Regions from separate parts of the Homo sapiens genome. Here region 1 is linked to region 2. Evidence: chromatin loops called from intact Hi-C (ENCODE). Cell type or tissue: right lobe of liver. All regions are shown on one strand. Each heading gives the region's core, and the rest is flanking DNA. Links, peaks and the distances in the headings are about the cores only.

Region 1 (9,117 bases), core at 444-8,443, 55 kb after region 2:
TTGCTTTTGACCTGGAAGACATTGAACCTCTGATGATTTGTATATTCCTCGGAGTATACTTTGTTACATAGAAATTTTCTCATTTATAATGAGATTTGTGATTAACAAAATTTGTTCAACATGCATTACTTTGAAGATCTGGTTTCTAAAATTTTATGCTAGTTACCCCACCCCCCCTTCTATATATATCTCCCTATTCAGCGACTACTGCAAGAGTTCCAGGAAATGTACACTGTGTGTTCACTTACTGCATTTTAAATCATTGCCTTTACTATATTTCTGCATTTCCCTTCAATCTAGCTCTGTCTGTACATTTCTGAAAGCCAGTAGCTTCCCTGAAGAACCAGGTAACAACCCGAACAATCAAATTAGATAACCATTTGTAGAATGGAGGTTCCGGGAGATCTTAGAAGATGTGATGGGTGCTAAGGGACTTTGTAGTTCCCTGAAGTTCCAGTGAGTAAAAGGTACCCTTGGAATTTTTTATTCCTTCAGACTTTTAAAACAGAGATCACTTTCAAAAATTACTCTTTCTGCTTTGAATCCATGTTTTAGTAACTATTTTGACACTGTTTGGTCAGAAGGCTGTGTGGGTCAACTGCAAATAAATAAAATAAATGTGATTTCAGTAATTTCCATTTTGTAACAAGTAATTGAGAAAATAGGATTGGATCAGATATTTGCTTATACACATTCCCTTTCAGGAGCACTTCTGTTCTATAAAGAATGTTGGTATATTGTTAAGGACACTTCAAGCTTTGGGAACCTTTGAAGTATCCATTGATTCAGTTAACAAAATTATGTTGAGTGCCTACCCTGGGCCTGGGCCTGTGTTAGGAGGGGACACTAAGATGAGAGTCCAAAGCACTTCTTCTCAGACTCCTGGCTGCTAATGGGTTGCTGCCTCTACTTCTTCACTTAGCAGATAGCTTTAAAATGAGTAATGCATTTTACCATGGAGCCCGTAAGAGACATTCACCCAGTTGTGGACCGAGGAGAAGGGTGTTAAACCCAGATTGTGATGTTTCACTTGATGAAGTGCTTAATATAAACATGGAAATATTTCCGCAAGGATAAACTGGCTTTTATGCCTGTGTGTTTTCAGGAGAAATAGAAATCTCTAATCAAATATTGCCAGCTTTTCACCCAAGTTTGACTTTTTGCCTAATTGAGTTTGGGAGGTGTCTGAATAATGGATAATGAGCTTTCCTGAATAAATATAAAAATTAATTAACTCCAGGCTCTAATTCATTCTGTTACCAGAGTTTTGTAAGCATGTTACCCCTTTGTGTTCATTGGGAGATCATCTGTTACCTTCTTAAATGAGTGGGGAAGGATGGGAAATGAGGAAGAGCTATAAAAACTATTCAGGTGAAGAAGGTTTCTGCCCCTCCTTGCCCCTTTTAAAATCTCCAGCTCAGCAGATGCTTTGTTTAAACTTGATCAAGTGCTTGTGAATCTTCCTAGCCTAGCTAAATCATAACTTTGGAAGGACTTGCTTTTTTCTCTCATGACAATGGTTTACCACAGAAATGATTCAGATCACTTTGTGTGCCTGATGCCTATGTAAAATGATACAGTGAAATGGAAACCATTTACCTGTAAGCTTTGGGCACACCCAAGCCTGCTTCAGGAGCACATGATCAGGCGTGCACTCTGGGAGAGCCGTACACATTTGACATCTATGATGTGTGGCGTTTTATTCTATCACATTTCTGAAATCTACACTAAGAGAAAGGAGGCTCTTAAAAAACCACTGAGGTGTGGACTGGGGGAAGGAGAGATCCGTAAAGAACCTGTTTGTTACCTGTTGATACTATTTCCCATTGGTAAAATTTCTAATTTAGTGTGATCCAGCCCTGAAATGCTGAGGCACACACTGAATGACTCCTGACATCTTTAGTGTTTTTGTTCAGGGGACTCTTCTGGGAATCTGTTTCATGGCAAGTTTATTATTCCCTTTTGGTTTGGCTCATCAGTTTACCCAGCAGTCATCTTAATCGGTTTTAAAGGCTTTTATTTTATTTTGTTTTCTCTGTGGAAATTTTACACATTCAGTAGATTAGAAGTAGTTATTTAATCTTTGGTTAGCATAATAAAAGATCTTCTAGGGACATTTTTTGCTTGCAGTGGAAGGCTAGTTAAATGTGTTCATTAGTCATGAATCTGCTTTTTCTATAGCTGTTGGAAACGTAGCTCCCCTGTGATACAGTTGTAGAATACAGAAATCTCGTTTTGCTGTTACGGTACGGTAGTCTACTTACTTTCTTCCAAACCATTAATGTTATAGTTACCTTTAATTGCGTAGGTCCTATCACCCCTCAATTTTAAGACTCTAAGCCTGGCATTTTATCTTACAAAATGAAATATAAAGACTTGTACTCAGAGTATGTGTGTGTTTTCCATATACCATTCTAAAGTAGAGAAAGATGAGGGATTCGCCAGAAACTGATTTCTAATAAATTATCCAGAAACTGACCCCTTCTCACCTCTTCTGTTACTGTCACTGTGGTTTCAGCCACAGCATCCTTTGCTGCATTGTTACCTTAGTTTCCTGACTGTATCCTTCCTTACACCATTGATCCCTGCAATCCCATCTGCGCGTAGCAGCCAGAAGGGATCCACTTACTGCTGTGATCAGAAATCCTCAGCCAGGTGCAGTGGCTCATGCCTGTAATCTCAGCACTATGGGAGGCTGAGACTGGAGAATTATTTGAGCCCAGGAGTTTGAGACCAGCCTCAAACTGGGTAATATAATGAGACCTCATCTCTACAAACAGGAAAAAAAAAATTTTTTTTTTTTTTTTAACTAGCCAGGTATAGTGCTAATATACCTGTTCTGGGATCCAGCATGCTCTCCCTGACCTGCAGCTTCATCTCCACCACTTTGCCCCTCACTCCCACCACAATGGCTTTCTTCTCTTCCTCAGACATGCCGTGCGTCCTCCTACCTGGAATATTCCCCTCCAAACATTCCCATGGCTCACTCCCTCACCTTCATCAGATCTCTGTTCCAGTGTCACTTTTACTGGAAGGTCTTTTGTGACCATCCTACTTATTATAAAAAAATAATCTGCCCAACCTTCTCCTTTTATTTCCTCTACTTGATTTTTCAATTTAGTACTTATCAGCTGACATATATTTTGTCTCTCTGTCTCTCTCTGTCTCTCATAGAAGGTAAATTCTATAAAGGAAGGAATTTTTATGTTTGGTTCTTTGCTGTAGCTCCAATATTCAAAACAGTGCCTGACACACAGTAGGCCCTTTATATTTGTTGAATAAATGTTGACACTCTGATATCTAATTTTTGTCTGGTGACTAATACGAAAACTATAGAGTGATAATAAAAGCATTACCTTAGTAGACTGGAAAGGGATGAGCGCTAGGATGAACTTTCTGCCTGGCGATCTTGCTGAATTTAGGAGGCAGATTGGGGTTCAAAGGAGGCTGAAATGGCTAGGATTTGCAGAGCAGGGTACTAAGGATGAGCAGGCTATGACAGAAAGAACTCCAGAAATCTGCAAAGGGATCACCTTGAGTCTGGCTGGATACAGTGTACACTTTGTAGGGTGTCTCTTCATGAGCTTGGATAAAGAACAACTGTTGGGGAGTGGATAATTCCCAGCACTCATTCAAGCTTGCATCGGCCAGAACGGAGAGAGACAGACCTCTGTAATACGTAGGATATTTGGTAGAAACATTCAACCGAAAACCATCAGATATGCAAAAAGTAATAATAATAAGTAAACAATGTGATGCATAGCTAGAAGAAAAATCAGACATTAGAAGCAAGCCCAGAAATGACAGATGATAAATTAGCAGATAAGGACATTAAAACAGCTATTATAAATAACTTAGCAGATTTAAAGAAAAACAACATAATGAGGATAATGGAAGAAAAACAACCGAATACCATTTCTAAAGAAGAAAAATACAATATCTGAAATGAGAATTTAGCTGGATAGGATTAATAGTTTAGGCACTGCAGAAGAAAAAAACAGCATCTATATGAGAATATACCCAAGGGAAGTACAGAGAGGAAAAAAATGTGGATTGGGGGGTGCCTCAGTGACATATGGAACAATATTAAACAAGTCTGCCCCCAAAATACTTGAAGGAATAAGGTTCAAGTTTTTTCCAGGTTTAATGAAAACTATAAGCCTACAGATTCAAGCATTTCAACAAACCTTCAGCAAAATAAACAAAACCACAGTAGGCCTGGCACACTGTCTCATGCCTGCAATCCCAGCACTTTGGGAGCCTGAGTCAGGAGGATTGCTTGAGATCTGCTTGGGCAACATAGCCAGACCCTGTCTCTACAAAAAATAAAATGAAATAAATTAGCTGGATGTGGAGGTCCACACCTGTAACTCTAGCTAGCCTGGAGGCTAAGAAGGGAGGATTGCCTGAGCCCAGTAGTTCAAGGCTGGAGTGAGCTAGGACTGCATCACTGCACTCCAGCCTAGGCAACAGCAAGACCACATCTCTCTCTCTCTCTCTCTCTCTCTCTCAAAAGGCAGTGAAATAACGACTTATTTGGGGAAAAAATAAAGGCAGAGAATTTGTTGCCAGCAGACTAGCATAAAAAAAAGGAAGTCCTTGAAACAGAAGAGAAATGATAAAAGATGGAAATTTGGATATATACTAAAGAATGAGGATTGCTAAAAGTGACATACATAGATAAATATGAAATATATTTTTATTTTAAAATTTATTTAAAGCAAAAATAAAAATACATCATATTTATAACATAGAAATAAAAAATGTATGATAATAGCATAAAGGATAAGTGGACAAATGCTGTTGTCGTATTTTTGGTAAAATGCACTATTATTTGAAAGTAGACCATCGTGAATTCGATGCATATTGTAAACCAAATAGAACACTAAAAAATGAAAATAAAGAGATATGGCTAATGTGCCAATGGTGGAGATAAGATAGATGCAAAAAAAGAAAAACATTCAAAAGAAGGCAGAGACAGAGGAAAAAAGGAACAAAGATCAAATGAGTCAAATAGAAAGCAGCTAAACTAGCAATATGGCAGATTTAAATCTAGCCATGTCAATAGTTATATTAAATGTAAATGTTCTAAATACCTGAATTAAAGGATGAAGATTGTCAGATTAGATTGAAAAAGCATGACCCAACTACATGCTGTCTGTAAGAAATTAGAAAAAGAACAAATTAAATCCAAAGTAAGAAGAAAGGAAATAGAGTAGAAGTTAGTGAAGTATAAAACAAAGAGCAAAGAAAATCAATTAAATGAAAAGCTGGTTCTTTGTAAAGATCAGTAAAATTGATAAATTTCTAGCTAAACTGGCCAAGAAAAAAGAAAAGACATACAAATTAACAGTATCAGGAAGAAAAACAGAGAATTCAAAGGAGTGTAATGCAAACTTTATGCTAGTAAATGCAATAAGTTAGATGGTATGGAAAAAAATGTGAACAATACAAAGCAGACTGTGGTTGCCTTTGGTGGCAGTAGCGGGGTGGGAGTGGAAGGTTGAATTGACTGGAACCAGAAGCACAAGTGAACTTTTTGGGGTGATGGAAATGTTTTGTATCTTGGTTGCATTGATAGTTAAATGGTTGTAGACATTGCTTAAAACTCACTGAACACTTAAGTGGGTATGTTTTATTATTTGTAAAATATACCTCAAAAGCAGTTTTAAAAATGTATTCAAGTACATACTTAAGATCTTTGCATTTTACTCTGAGTATACCTTAATTTTAAAATCTGTTTTTTAAAAAGTATTATGTAGATACCTTTTATTTTCCCAATGTCTTTATTAAATGACATCTCCACGTTTTGCTTCTTACCTCTATTTTTTTTTTTTTATTTCTCTGTCTCTCAGGCATGCACACACACACACCAAAAAAAGTACATATGCATAATCCTTTTGGCTGAATAAAATCAGTTGCAACTGTTATTTCGGCCCTTATTTGCTCCGGGTAAATATTCGTTAGCTGAGTGGTTTATCTGTATCAGATATTTCTTACATCTTCATCCAGTCACACCAGCTGGACTGACCAGATTGTTTTTCACTTCAAGGGCAGAATTTGTACTCACTGCTGAATGCTTCCAAATGATACGTAGAATAACAAATTTAAGACTTAGATTTTTACTTTTTCAGGTCTTTTTTTTTTTTTCTGTGCTGTATAGCATTTCCCTGAAAGCTTAATCTCATCTGTAAGTGATGCAGTGGATGTGTTACTATTGGATTAATTTATTTACTCTTAGGTAGGTTTGTAATCTGTCATCATGCTGTTGTTTTTTTGTGTGGGTTTGTTTTTGGTTTTGAGACAGGGTCTCACTCTGCTGCCCAGGCTGGAGAGGCTAGAGTGCAGTGATGTGTTTATGGGTCACTGCAGATTCAATCTCCTGGGCTCAAGTGATCTTCCTGCCTCAACCCCTTGTGTAGATGGAAGCACAGGTGCACGCCACCACACCCGGCTATTTTTTTAAATGTATTGTAGAGACGAGGCATCATTTTTTTGCCCAAGGCTGATCTTGAACTCCTGGGCTCAAACAATCCTCCCACCTCGGCTCCCAAAGTGCTGGGATTACAGATGTGAACCACCACTCGAGCTCCATCATTCTGTTATTAGTTGTTCTCTAGTATGAGTCAAAAACTCTTACCTGCCCTTTTACAGTTTTATAAATAAGTAAGCAGAATAGCAGAATGTGGACATTTTTTAAATCCAAATTGAATATGCACATGACTCAAGGAGTCAAATAGTACCGTAATCGGTTTATGATAAAATCCAGTGGTTTGGCTGGGTGTCGTGGCTCACACTTGTAATCCCAGCACCTTGGGAGGCTGAGGCAGGTGGATCACCTGAAGTCAGGAGTTTGAGACCAGTCTGACCTACATGGTGAAACTACTAAAATACAAAATTAGCTGGGCATGGTGGTGCATGCCTGTAATCCCAGCTACTTGGGAGGCTGAGGCAGGAGAATTGCTTCAACCCGGGAGGCAGAGGTTGTGGTGAGCCGATATCGCATTATTTCAGAACAATTTTCCACAAGATCAGTGAGTGCTGTCCAATAGACATATAATACAACCCACATACATGACTTTACATTTTCTTGTAGCCATAGTAGAAAAGGTCAAAAGAAGCAGATGAAATTAATAGCCTGGGCAACAAGAGCAAAACCCCATCTTTTAAAAAATAAAATAAAATATGGTGGTTTGCTGTCCCCACCTCAGACCATTTCTCTGGTCTTTCTCATTGACCACCACTCCCAATCTTTGTTCTGCTGATTGATTACAGCTTGTATATATCTCCATATTTCTAAGCAAAATGTTTATCTTTTTTAAATTTATAAATTCTTTTTATTATTTTTCAGAGACAGGGTCTTAACTCTGTCGCCCAGGCTGGAGTACAGTGGCACCATCGTAGCTCACTGTAGCCTCGAACTCCTGGGCTCAAGCAGTCTTCCTGCCTCCGCCTCTCAGGTAGCTGAGACTACGCTACAGGCACATACCACCATGCCCAGCTCAAAATGTTTATCTTTTGATACATTATTCGAGACCATTATTAAGGTGGATGATTTAGTTTTCTTAAACAGCCATCCCCTTTCTTTTCCTCCCCTCTGCTTCACCGCCCCCATTTTCCCAATGTTTTACCTTTTGGTTAAATCAGTACTCATTGTTTACATTATTTGCCTCTGCACATAGTCACAGATAGTATTGTACTGTACTGTACTGTGTTTCTTTTTTAAACATTATTTCTGTTGTTAATAATTGACTTTTTAATTTTTTTCCTATTTTGTTTTTTAAAGAGATGGGGTCTTACTATATTGCCCAGGCTAGAGTTCAGTGGCTCTTCGCGGGCATGATCCCACTGCTGATCAGTACAGGAATTTCCACCTGCTCCATTTCCAACCTGGACCAGTTCACCCCTTCTTAGGCAACCTGGTGGTCCCCCATTCCCGGGAGGTCAGCATATTGATGCCAAACTTAGTGCGGACACCCGATCGGCATAACGCATGCAGCCCAGGACTCCTGGGCTCAAGCAGTCCTCCCGGGCTCAAGCAGTCCTCCCACCTAAGCCTCCCGCGTAGCTGAGACTACAGACACTTGCCACCACACCAGGTTAATTTTTGTGTTTTTTGTAGAGGTGGGGTTTTGCCATGTTGTCCAGACTCATCTCAAACTTCTCAGCTCAAGTGAGCCTCCTGCCTCAGCTTCCCAAGTAGCTGGGATTATAGACGCATGCCACCACACCCCATGATAATTGCCTTTTTTTTTAATTTGCATAATTTTCTTTGTAGCTTTTGCTAATGTTCCCATATCTTCTTATAGCCTTACAGAATGATTTTCCACAAGATCAGTGAGTGCTGTCCAGTAGACATATAATACAACCCACATACATGATTTTACCTTTTTTTGTAGCCATAGTAAAAAAGGTCAAAAGAAGCAGATGAAATTAATAGTATCTTTTACTTAACCCAGTTCATTCAAAATGTTATTTCAATAAATGGTCAATATTTAAAATACTTGAGATATTTTGCTTTTATTTATTTCTTTTGTTACTAAGTCTTCAAAATCCAATGTGTATTTTACACTTACAGAACATCTCTTTTTAGACTGGCCACATGTAGCTCAGGGTTACTGTATTGGACAGAGTGGTTTCAGTTTCAAGTTTTTCCTTGGAGACATCCTACTTGAAATTTCCATTCTCCATGTATCTGGGTGGTTGGTCTATAGACTTGCCACTCACAGCTGTCATCTTGAGACTTTCTTTGCTTTTCTTCTCTATTGGATATTCAGTTTCCTGGATTTCAGGTCTTCTCATTTTCCTCTAGTAGTTTTGTTAGGTCATGGTTGGTATGGCATGGTTGGGATAGCGTGTTCACACAGCTATCTCGTGAGTCATACTCCTCCAATCCAGCCTGCTCGCTTCCCGTGTCTGTCATGTAGTTGTCACCCTGCTATCTCTCCCTCCAGTTTTTGCAGAAATTTCCTTTGTCTTCACTCTTGGTCTTCCTCTCCCATCCCCCATGTATCCTATATCTTTCTCTTTCTTGGTTTATTTCATCACTCAGGTGGAAAAGATGCTCCAGTGGATTACTGGGAAAAGGGGGAGCATGGATGATAAAGGTATTGAGAC
Region 2 (9,117 bases), core at 663-8,662:
AGGAAAAGTGATAAGTCTGCCATCTTCATCTGAGTTCCTCCAGAAGCCAACTCTGAGACAAGGATTTAAATGCAAGTAATTTATTCCTGAGGAGATCCTTGGAGGCAGCAGGTGAGGAGTGGGGAAGTGACCACGAAGTTTCTGATTTAGGACAGTGGTGAAAAGTTGATGCAGGTGGCTTCTAAAAGATCTTGACTTCCAAGGCAACTAGGGCTCTGGGGAAGGAATATGGCTGAACTTCAGACCCATAGGGCTACAGGAAGATAGAGACAGAAGACAAAGACCATGTACCAGTTAGCATGCTCTCAACTGCAAGTAGCAAGCCAATCCAAAGTGGCTTAAACAGTAAAAATGCTCCTGATGTCTTCAAATAATGTCTTCAAATAATGTCTGGGAAGGGACATGAATGAGCATGTGGGCCAGTGGGGCTCAAACCCACCCATGTAAGGGCCATGCCTCCACATTGCCATACCTGAGAAGCAAGGAGCTGGGGTATTTATCTCTTTCGCACTTTGGGAGGCTGAGCGGGCGAATCACCTGAGGTCAGGAGTTCAAGACCAGCCTGGCCAACATGGTGAACCCTGTCTCTACTAAAAATACAAAAAGTTAGCTGGGCGTAGTGGCACATGCCTGTAATCCCAGCTACTTGGGAGGCTGAGGCAGGAGAATCACTTGATCCCAGGAAACAGAGCTTGCAAAGAGCCAAGATTGTGCCACTCCAGCCTGGGCAACAGAGTGAGACTCTGTCACCAAAAAAAAAAAAAAAAAAAAAATTGATAAAAAGAGAAAGAGAGAGACAGAGACCTCAGAAAGACAGAGTGAAAGGGAGGGGTTAGAATAAAGGGAGGATGAAGATCGAGATGAAGTGACAGAGAGACCTAAGAACTTGTGAAAATGTGCTTACCAAAATGTGAGCAGTGGCCAGGCGCGGTGGCTCACGCCTGTCATCCCAGCACTTTGGGAGGCCGAGGTGGGCAGATCACAAGGTCAGGAGATCGAGACCGTCCTGGCTAACACGGCGAAACCCCGTCTCTACTAAAAATACAAAAAAAAAATTAGCCGGGCATGGTGGCGGGCGCCTGTAGTCCCAGCTACTCGGTAGGCTGAGGCAGGAGAATGGCGTGAACCCGTGAGGCAGAGCTTGCAGTGAGCCGAGATCGCACCACTGCACTCCAGCCTGAGGGACAGAGTGAGACTCCGTCTCAAACAAAAACAAAACAAAACAAAAAACACACACACAACACGTGAGCAGTGACCAGCACAGGTAGTAAGAGTTAAAAGTAAGTTGTGGGCCAGGCGCAGTGGCTCACGCCTGTAATCCCAGCACTTTGCGAGGCCGAGACAGGCAGATCATCTGAGGTCGGGATTTCGAGACCAGCCTGACCAACATGGAGAAACCCTGTCTCTACTAAAAATACAAAATTATCCAGGCATGGTGGTGCGTGCCTGTAATCCCAGCTGCTAGGGAGGCTGAGGCAGGAGAATTGCTTGAACCTGGGAGGCAGAGGTTGCGGTGAGCCAAGATCGCTCCATTGCACTCCAGCCTGGGTAGCAAGAGTGAAACTCCGTTTAAAAAAAAAAAAAAAAAGTAAGTTGTGTCTCTTTTATATGCACTTTTCAAGTTTTCTTCATTAAATGAGTATTCCTTTTGTGATAAGAAAAAGAAATAAGAACAACAAAAATGTCCTACCTCCAATGCTAGAACTTCCAGCTCTGCGTGTGAAAACACCCACTTTAAATTGCTTCTCTCTTTAGTTCAACCATGTTTCTTGAAATGGTTTGAATACAGGCAGAGTTTCCTTCTCTCCCTCCTTCCTTCTTTTTCCTTTTTTTTAAAGGAGACCAAAGTCAGAGTTGCCTCAGTGCTGACCCAACATTGAGGCTGAAAGTGGGTACAATAAGGGTAATTTAAGAAGGCAGGGATTAACAGCTGCTTTGGAAATGACAATTGGGTTAACCTCTTCTTCATTCTCACTCTCTCTCTCTCTCTCTCTGCAAGAACCATCTTGCCCTAGAGGAATGCAGGAAGGCAGTGGGGAGGGAAAATGACTCTGTTTAGGGAGGTGATAAAATGGGATGTGATGATTAATTCTTCATATATTTATTTGACAAGCATTCAGGGAGCACCTCTTCTCGCCCAGGTCCTGGGCTAGGCCCTGGGGACATAGCAAGATGAATACTACAGGATCCACGACTGTGAGGGCTGAGAGAGACACACGTGCAGATTGCTAAGACCAATATGAGAGGATCATTCCATACCCAAACACAGAGTTGCATGAAGGCCGAGGTTCTGCTTTCACCCCACCAGATACCAATTTCGCTCCTGAAATGAAGAAGTAAGGAGTGACCAGAGAGAATCTTATTTAGCAGGCAGTGATGATAAGTTAATACAGGTAGTTTCCAAAAGATCTTGACTTCCAAACAACTGGTGCTCTGGGGAAGGAATGTGTCTAAACATGAGACCCATAGGGCTAAAGGAAGGTAGAGACAGAAGACAAAGACCCTGTATCAGTTAGCATGCTCTCAGCTGCAGGTAACAAAAAAACCAACCCAAAGTGGCTTAAGTAGTAAAAATGTTTATGATGTCTTCAAATAAGTCCAGAGCTAGGCAGTCCCAGGGACAATTCGATAACTCAGTGATGTCAAGGACCTAAGTGCTTTTTATATTTTTGCTCCTCTATCTTAGCCTGGTTTTAAAAAAAAATAATTCCTCCCATATGTCTCTCTTTTTTTTTTTTTTTTTTTTTTTTTTGAGACGGAGCATCGCTCTGTCCCCCCAGGCTGGAGTGCAGTGGTGCAGTCACGGCTCACTGCAAGCTCTGCCTCCCAGGTTCATGCCATTCTCCTGCCTCAGCCTCCCGAGTATCTGGGACTACAGGTGCCCGCCACCACGCCCAGCTAATTTTTTCTATTTTTAGTAGAGACAGGGTTTCACCATGTTGGCCAGGCTAGTCTTGAACTCCTGACCTCAAGTGATCCGCCCGCCTCGGCCTCCCAAAATGCTAGGATTACAGGCGTAAGCCACCATGCCTGGCCCCATATGTCTCCTTTACAAGAAGGGAAAATCTTTCCCAGAAGCTCTTGGGCAGATTTTGCAATACTGCCATTGGCCAGGATTGAGTCCCATACCCATGCCCTGATGCAAAGGAGGCTTTGAAGGGGCCTCCCAGTTTTTTCTTCTTGGCACTGTCAGCCAAGAAGAAGGGGGAAGAGAAAGATGAATAGATAGGCAACCAACAGTGTCTGCCTCAGAAGGGAATTAACATTCACTGGGCCCTGTTTATAACCCCAGCCATCCCCCAGATTTCCAGCTTCCTCTTTAATATCTAACATCGGAACCCCATGACCCTAACAAGACAGAACTTTCATCAGGTTCTTTCTGCAGGATATTACTCAGAGTCTCTGGGGGATGTTCTCATGTTCCCTGGACCATGCTTGTGATTGCTTGGCAACCACAGTGAGCCCTTTCTCCCAGGGCATCTACTGCCCTTGTCTGCCACCTCCTAACTGTCTGCACCAGGATGGTGCTCCTGTCACTAACACCATCTCAACTTGAAAGTAGTACCCAGCCCTCTTCCTTAACAGCCCCCAAAACATGGCTGGATTGATTAGAATATAGGTTTAATTACTGTAACTGAGACCCTCATTAACAGCGGTTTAAACAAAGCAGAAGTTTATTACTTTTTTTTTTTTTTTTTGAGACTGGGTTTCGCTGTGTCACCCAGGCTAGAGTGCAGTGGTGTGATCTCGGCTCACTGCAACCTCCTGGGCTCAAGTGTTTCTCCTGCCTCAGCCTCCCAAGTAATTGGGACTACAGGGATTTGCCACAATACCTGGCTAATTTTTGTAGTTTTAGTAGAGACGGGGTTTCACCATGTTGGTCAGGCTGGTCTCGAACTCCTGACCTCATGATCTGCCCACTTCGGCCTCCCAAAGTGCTGGGATTACAGGCGTGAGCCACCATGCCCAGCCCAGAAATTTATTTCTAACCAGTCAGAATGATACCTACAAGCAATCAGGATGACTGTAGCTGTGCATATCAGCTGAATATCAGCCCTTTTATGTCTTGTTCATGTAACAGTGTGTGTGATCAGTCTGGGGCTAATGGGGCTGGCCCATGGGGTCAGAGTCTCAGGCTTTTTCTATCTTGTTTTCTTCCATCCCTTCCATGTTGCTCTTGTCCACACAGTTCAAGTTGGTGCCACCATGTCACATTCCAGGCAGTACTATGGAAGAAAAGGTGAAAGAAAGACCCCAACCCAGCCGGGCTTGGTGGCTCACACCTGTAATCCCAGCACTTTAGGAGGCCAAGGTGGGCAGATCACAAGGGCAAGAGATCAAGACCATCCTGGCCAACATGGTGAAACCCCATCTCTATTAAAAATACAAAAATTAGCTGGGTGTGGTGGCACGCGCCTGTAGTCCCAGCTACTCAGGAGGCTGAGGCAGGAGAATTGCTCGAGCCTGGGAGGCGGAGGTTGCAGTGAGCTGAGATGGCATCGCTGCACTCCAGCCAGGCGACAGAGCGAGACTCCATCTCAAAAAAAAAAAAAAAAAAAAAGAAAGACCCTGACCCCACCCCACACTGTTCCTGAACCAAGCCTTTAAAGGCATGATTTAGAAATGGTGCACGTCACTTCCACTCAGGTCCTATTGGTCAGCATGCAGTCATATGGCACATCTAGTTGCAAGGGAAGTTGGGAAATGTAGTCTTTAGCCAGGCAGGCATGTGCCCAGTTACAATCCTGTTTCTATGAAAGCAGAGAACTGACACTGGGGACAATTAGTATCTGACCCAGCAGCTAAGATGAGCCCATAGCAGTTAACAAAATTTTACTGAAGCCTTGGGGATAACAGGTGAGAATTACAATGCAGAAAAGGGAAATGCAAAATGAAATTGTAAATAAATCATGTTTGGAGGCCATATAGCTGCTTCATGCTTTCCTTCCTGCTGGTCTTCACCCTCCTTTCTCTCTAGCATGCTGTCATGCTGTGAGAACCAGCCTACCTCCCGTGGATGATGGCTGCCTAACTTCTTCTCCCTAGAATTTAGGACCCCCTCTTTCTCCTCTTTGCCCCAGGTAAAGCAAAAGGCCCTCCCCTTCCCACAGTGAGTCTGGCTTCCTTGCCTACCCCAGGATATGGGCAGTGGGAATATCCATGTCCTCCTGAAGAAAGTACAATTCCCCATGTGGTTCCCCTTGCAGCTCACTTCCCTGTGGCCTGGATGAGGCCATCACAAGAGTTGTAAGTGCGATCCCCTAAGCCCGGGTCCCTCCACTTTCAGTTATTCCAAATCAGAGTCCTCTCCAAGGGCTTCCCACCAGCACAAGGGGAAGGAAAGTTCAGGTCAGCGCCTCTTCTCTGCACAGTCAAGTCTCAAACAGAAGACCAGTTTCATCTTCAAATACAGAAACTGCTGGAGCAAATACTTGGTCAAAAAGGTACACATCTTTCCCAAGGACTTCAGGAACCCTTCTAGCTAAATCAAAGCTTAGAAATTCATTCCTCTTTTCTAAAAGGCTATGGTCCTAGTACAGATCCACCCAACTTACATGCATTATCACAATGCTGGTGTGCAACAGTGGGCAAGTCATGTATCACTCCAAGCCTCAGTTTCCTCATCTGTGAAATGAGGTTAATGACAGTTTCTCTTACAGGGTTGTTGGGAAGATGTAGAGAGATGATAAAGGTAAAGTGCTAGCTTAGTGCAGAGCCTAGTCTTTCGTCAAAGCCCAATACATGTAGCTAACATAACTAGTATTATTAAACAATAAGAAACAACTCAACATGGGGAATCTGCATCTGGATAATATCACTGTCTTAGGATTCTCCCCAAGAGCAGTGATTTCTCCCAGAATAATGGAAGAACATTCTCATCTTCAAAGACAAAAATGGCTCCAAATCCCCTTCAAAAACTTGAAAAACTAGACTTCACCTCCAGAACTGGTTACATAAGCTCAATGCAGAATGAATATGCGGGGCTCCTTGTTCAAACATTATTGCGAGTTTCGGCCAGGCACAGTCGCTCATGCCTGTAATCCCTGCACTTTCAGAGGCCGAGGCAGGTGGATCTCCTGAGGTCAGGAGTTTGAGACAAGCCTGGCCAACATGGTGAAACCTCATCTCTACTAAAAACACCAAAATTAGCCGGGCGTGGTGGTGGGTGCCTGTAATCCCAGCCACTCGGGAGGCTGAGGCAGGAGAATCTCTTGAAACTGGGAGGCAGAGGTTGCAGTGAGCCAAGATTGCACCACTGCATTCCAGCCTGGGCAACGGAGCAAGACTCCATCTCAAAAAAAAAAAAATTATTAAGAATTTCAAGGCTGGGTGCGGTGGCTCACACCTGTAATCCTAGCAATTTGGGAGGCCGAGGCGGGCAGATCACTTGAGATCAGGAGTTCAAAACCAGCCTGGCCAACATGGTGAAACCCCGTCTCTACTAAAAATACAAAAAAAAAAAATTAGCCGGGCATGGTGGCAGGTGCCTGTAATCCCAGCTACTCGAGAGGCTGAGGCAGGAGAATTGCTTTAACCCAAGAGGCAGAGGTTGCAGAGAGCCAAGGTCACGCCACTGCACTCCAGCCTGGACAACAGAGCGAGACTCAGTCTCAAAAACAAACAAAAACAAAGAAACAAACAAACAAACAAAAGAATTTCAAGACAAAGACAGCAGAGCAAACAAGTGCAGGCCCCTTCTGAGCTCGGGACTCTGCAATCACACAGGTTGCACACACACCCATGAAACCAGCCAAGTTCACCTACAGCAGCAGAACAAAAAATAGGGTTGTAAAATTGCAGGTTGCAATATATATTATGAAAAACTTCTGAAGACAGATGGTAGCTTGCTTTTTTCCACTCAGCAACTTACACAACTGTAGAACAACAGCAAAATTTTTGAGTCCTTGCTGTGAACTAGAGACCAGGCTGAGTGCTTTACACACATACTCTCATTTAATCATCACATCCCTGCATTCTGTAAAAGATGGAAAACCAAGGATTGGAGAGGGTAAGGAACTTGCCCAAGGGCACATGAGCCCAATTCAGCCTAATTCCAGAACCCACACCCAGAACCACCATGTGTACAGTGAAAGTGCCCCCGCAAGCCTCAGCCCTGCAAACTAGAGTGTGGAGGATGTTGTAGGGGCCTCTGGAAACCCTCCCCAGACTCCTCCTTTGCTGAAAGCATGGAGCTGGGACCGGTTTCCATCTTTGGATCCAACTTCCCTCCTTGAACTTTCCCGCACATCTCTGACCCTCCTTTCTCAGAACACATGTGATTCCCCTAGTTCCCCCTGAATGCCTCCTCCTCCCCCACCGGGGAAGTTGCTCTTACCAGACAGGCAGCGTGGGATTATGTTTACGCATTTATTTTTGTTTCTTTTTAATGACTTGCTGTAAAGCTTAAAATGTCTTCCGGGTGGTAGAGAGGCAGGGGAGTCGCCCATTAAAAATGAAGCCCAGTAAAAATGAAGCCCAGTAGAGACGTGAGTGGGAGATTCTGGGCTGTTAACCTTCCCGTGAGTTCTGAAATAGTGCAGAACTCATATATTTAATATAGTTTCAGAACTAGAAGCAGCAAATAGAGCTGAACTGGGTTCAAATCCTGACTCCACCATTTCTCATCTGTGTGACTGTGGGCAAGTTGCTTAACCTCTCTGTGCCACGGTTCAAATGGAGATCACAATAGTACAGGCTCCAGAGTGGTGGTGTTAATGAATGATTATCGTTATTATTATCCTCATTGTTATTACTATTGTTTTTAGAGCTCATGGGAGTCCTTGGAGAGACTGTATAGCTTCATGGCTGAGAATATAGATGCTGAAATCAGGCTGCATCTGGGATTAAATCAGGGATTTAAATCCCACTTGACTACCTACTGGCTGTATGACCTTGGTTAAATAACTGGCCTCTCTGAGCCTCAGTTTCCTCAATTGACAAATTCTCCCCTGGGCAGAGGGATTGGATTAGAGATGGCATGTGAGCTTCAGTTGGATCAATGAGACTCAAGGCCAGGACTCAGGGTCCACCAGGGAAAAGAAGCTCTTCCCACTGGAGCTGCTGAGCTGATAGGCTGTGAGCCTGGGGCTGCTGGGGCTCTAGAGGACAGCCTGCTCGAGAGTGAAGCTAGCACAGGGGAAGAAACATAAAAGAGCTGGGGAGAGAGAGAGTCACAATGACGTTTGAGGCCCTGGATCTGGCGGTGCCTGAAGCAAGGAAGCCTCCTTTGGACTTCCCAATTTCATGAGCCAGTAAATTCCCCGTTTTGCGAAAGCCACTTTTCAGTTGGGTTTTTCTCACTGGAAAGTATCCAGGCTGACACCAGGATTTCCATTTAGCAACTTGACCCAGGCCTGCAAGCTAGTGAGTAGCAGCCTCAGGGGTTAGAAGCTCCTAGCTCTGTACCACGGTGCTCTGTCATCCAGCATGCAAGCCAGCATTCTGTACTGGGTGTTCATTGCTTTCACCTCTTTAGCCTCTCCGAGCAGCTATTTTCTCATCTCTCAAATGTGGATAAACAGCAGGCTTGCAGGGCTGTTGGGAAACACAAAATTCAAAGTAATGCTTTTAGGCCAGGCATGGTGGCTCACGCCTATAATCCCAGCACTTTGGGAGGCTGAGGCGGGCAGATCACTTGAGGTCAGGAGTTTGAGACCAGCCTGGCCAACATGGTGAAACTCCATCTTTACTAAAAATACAAAATAAATTAGCCAAGCGTGGTGGCAAGTGCCTGTAATCCCAGCTCCTTGGGAGGCTGAGGTAGGAGAATCACTTGAACGTGGGAGGCAGAGGTTGCAGTGAGCCGAGATTGTACCAGTGCACTCCAGCCTGGGGCAACAAAGTGAGACCCTGTCTCAAAAAAAAAAAAAAAGGTAACACTATTAGTTAGCATGGTTTATGGCTGAAGGTTGGAGTTCTGTGCACCCAGTTTCTAGTGCCTTGGGCCTTGGCTTTTCCCCATTACTTATTCCATTGCAGGGATGTCTCTGGCTGTCCCTAAGTCAGCCAACCAGTCAAAGTGCCCAAACTCTCTTAGGCGAGCATGGGTGAATCTTGTGGGGGGAAGAGCCATCTTCCTTCCTGGCTATGTGTACCCAGTGGTGAGTGGAGGAAGCT

Evidence for each region. A loop is a pair of places that touch in the nucleus more often than their neighbours do. Peaks named below come from ENCODE experiments on the same cell type or tissue, not always from the same donor. Only the 100,000 strongest peaks of a DNase experiment are listed, where the experiment ranks them.
Region 1: it touches region 2 in a loop (2.3-fold over the local background); 3 of 110 quality-filtered maps call a loop at or near these places.

What each region holds. Positions count from the first base shown.
Region 1 is chr20:50,549,898-50,559,014 of GRCh38, forward strand. The region is part of intron 1 of PTPN1 (protein tyrosine phosphatase non-receptor type 1); the gene reads left to right. It also overlaps the pseudogene RN7SL672P. Among named protein-coding and RNA genes, the nearest start is that of MIR645, 31 kb to the right of the region's middle. RefSeq lists a silencer at 4,315-4,609. In right lobe of liver, for the core only: no CTCF peak of the experiment used is centred there; no DNase peak of the experiment used is centred there.
Region 2 is chr20:50,494,903-50,504,019 of GRCh38, forward strand. No RefSeq gene overlaps it. Among named protein-coding and RNA genes, the nearest start is that of PTPN1, 11 kb to the right of the region's middle. RefSeq lists enhancers at 3,549-3,618, 4,781-5,010. In right lobe of liver, for the core only: no CTCF peak of the experiment used is centred there; DNase peaks (open chromatin) are centred at 4,679 and 8,349; H3K27ac peaks cover 2,255 bases.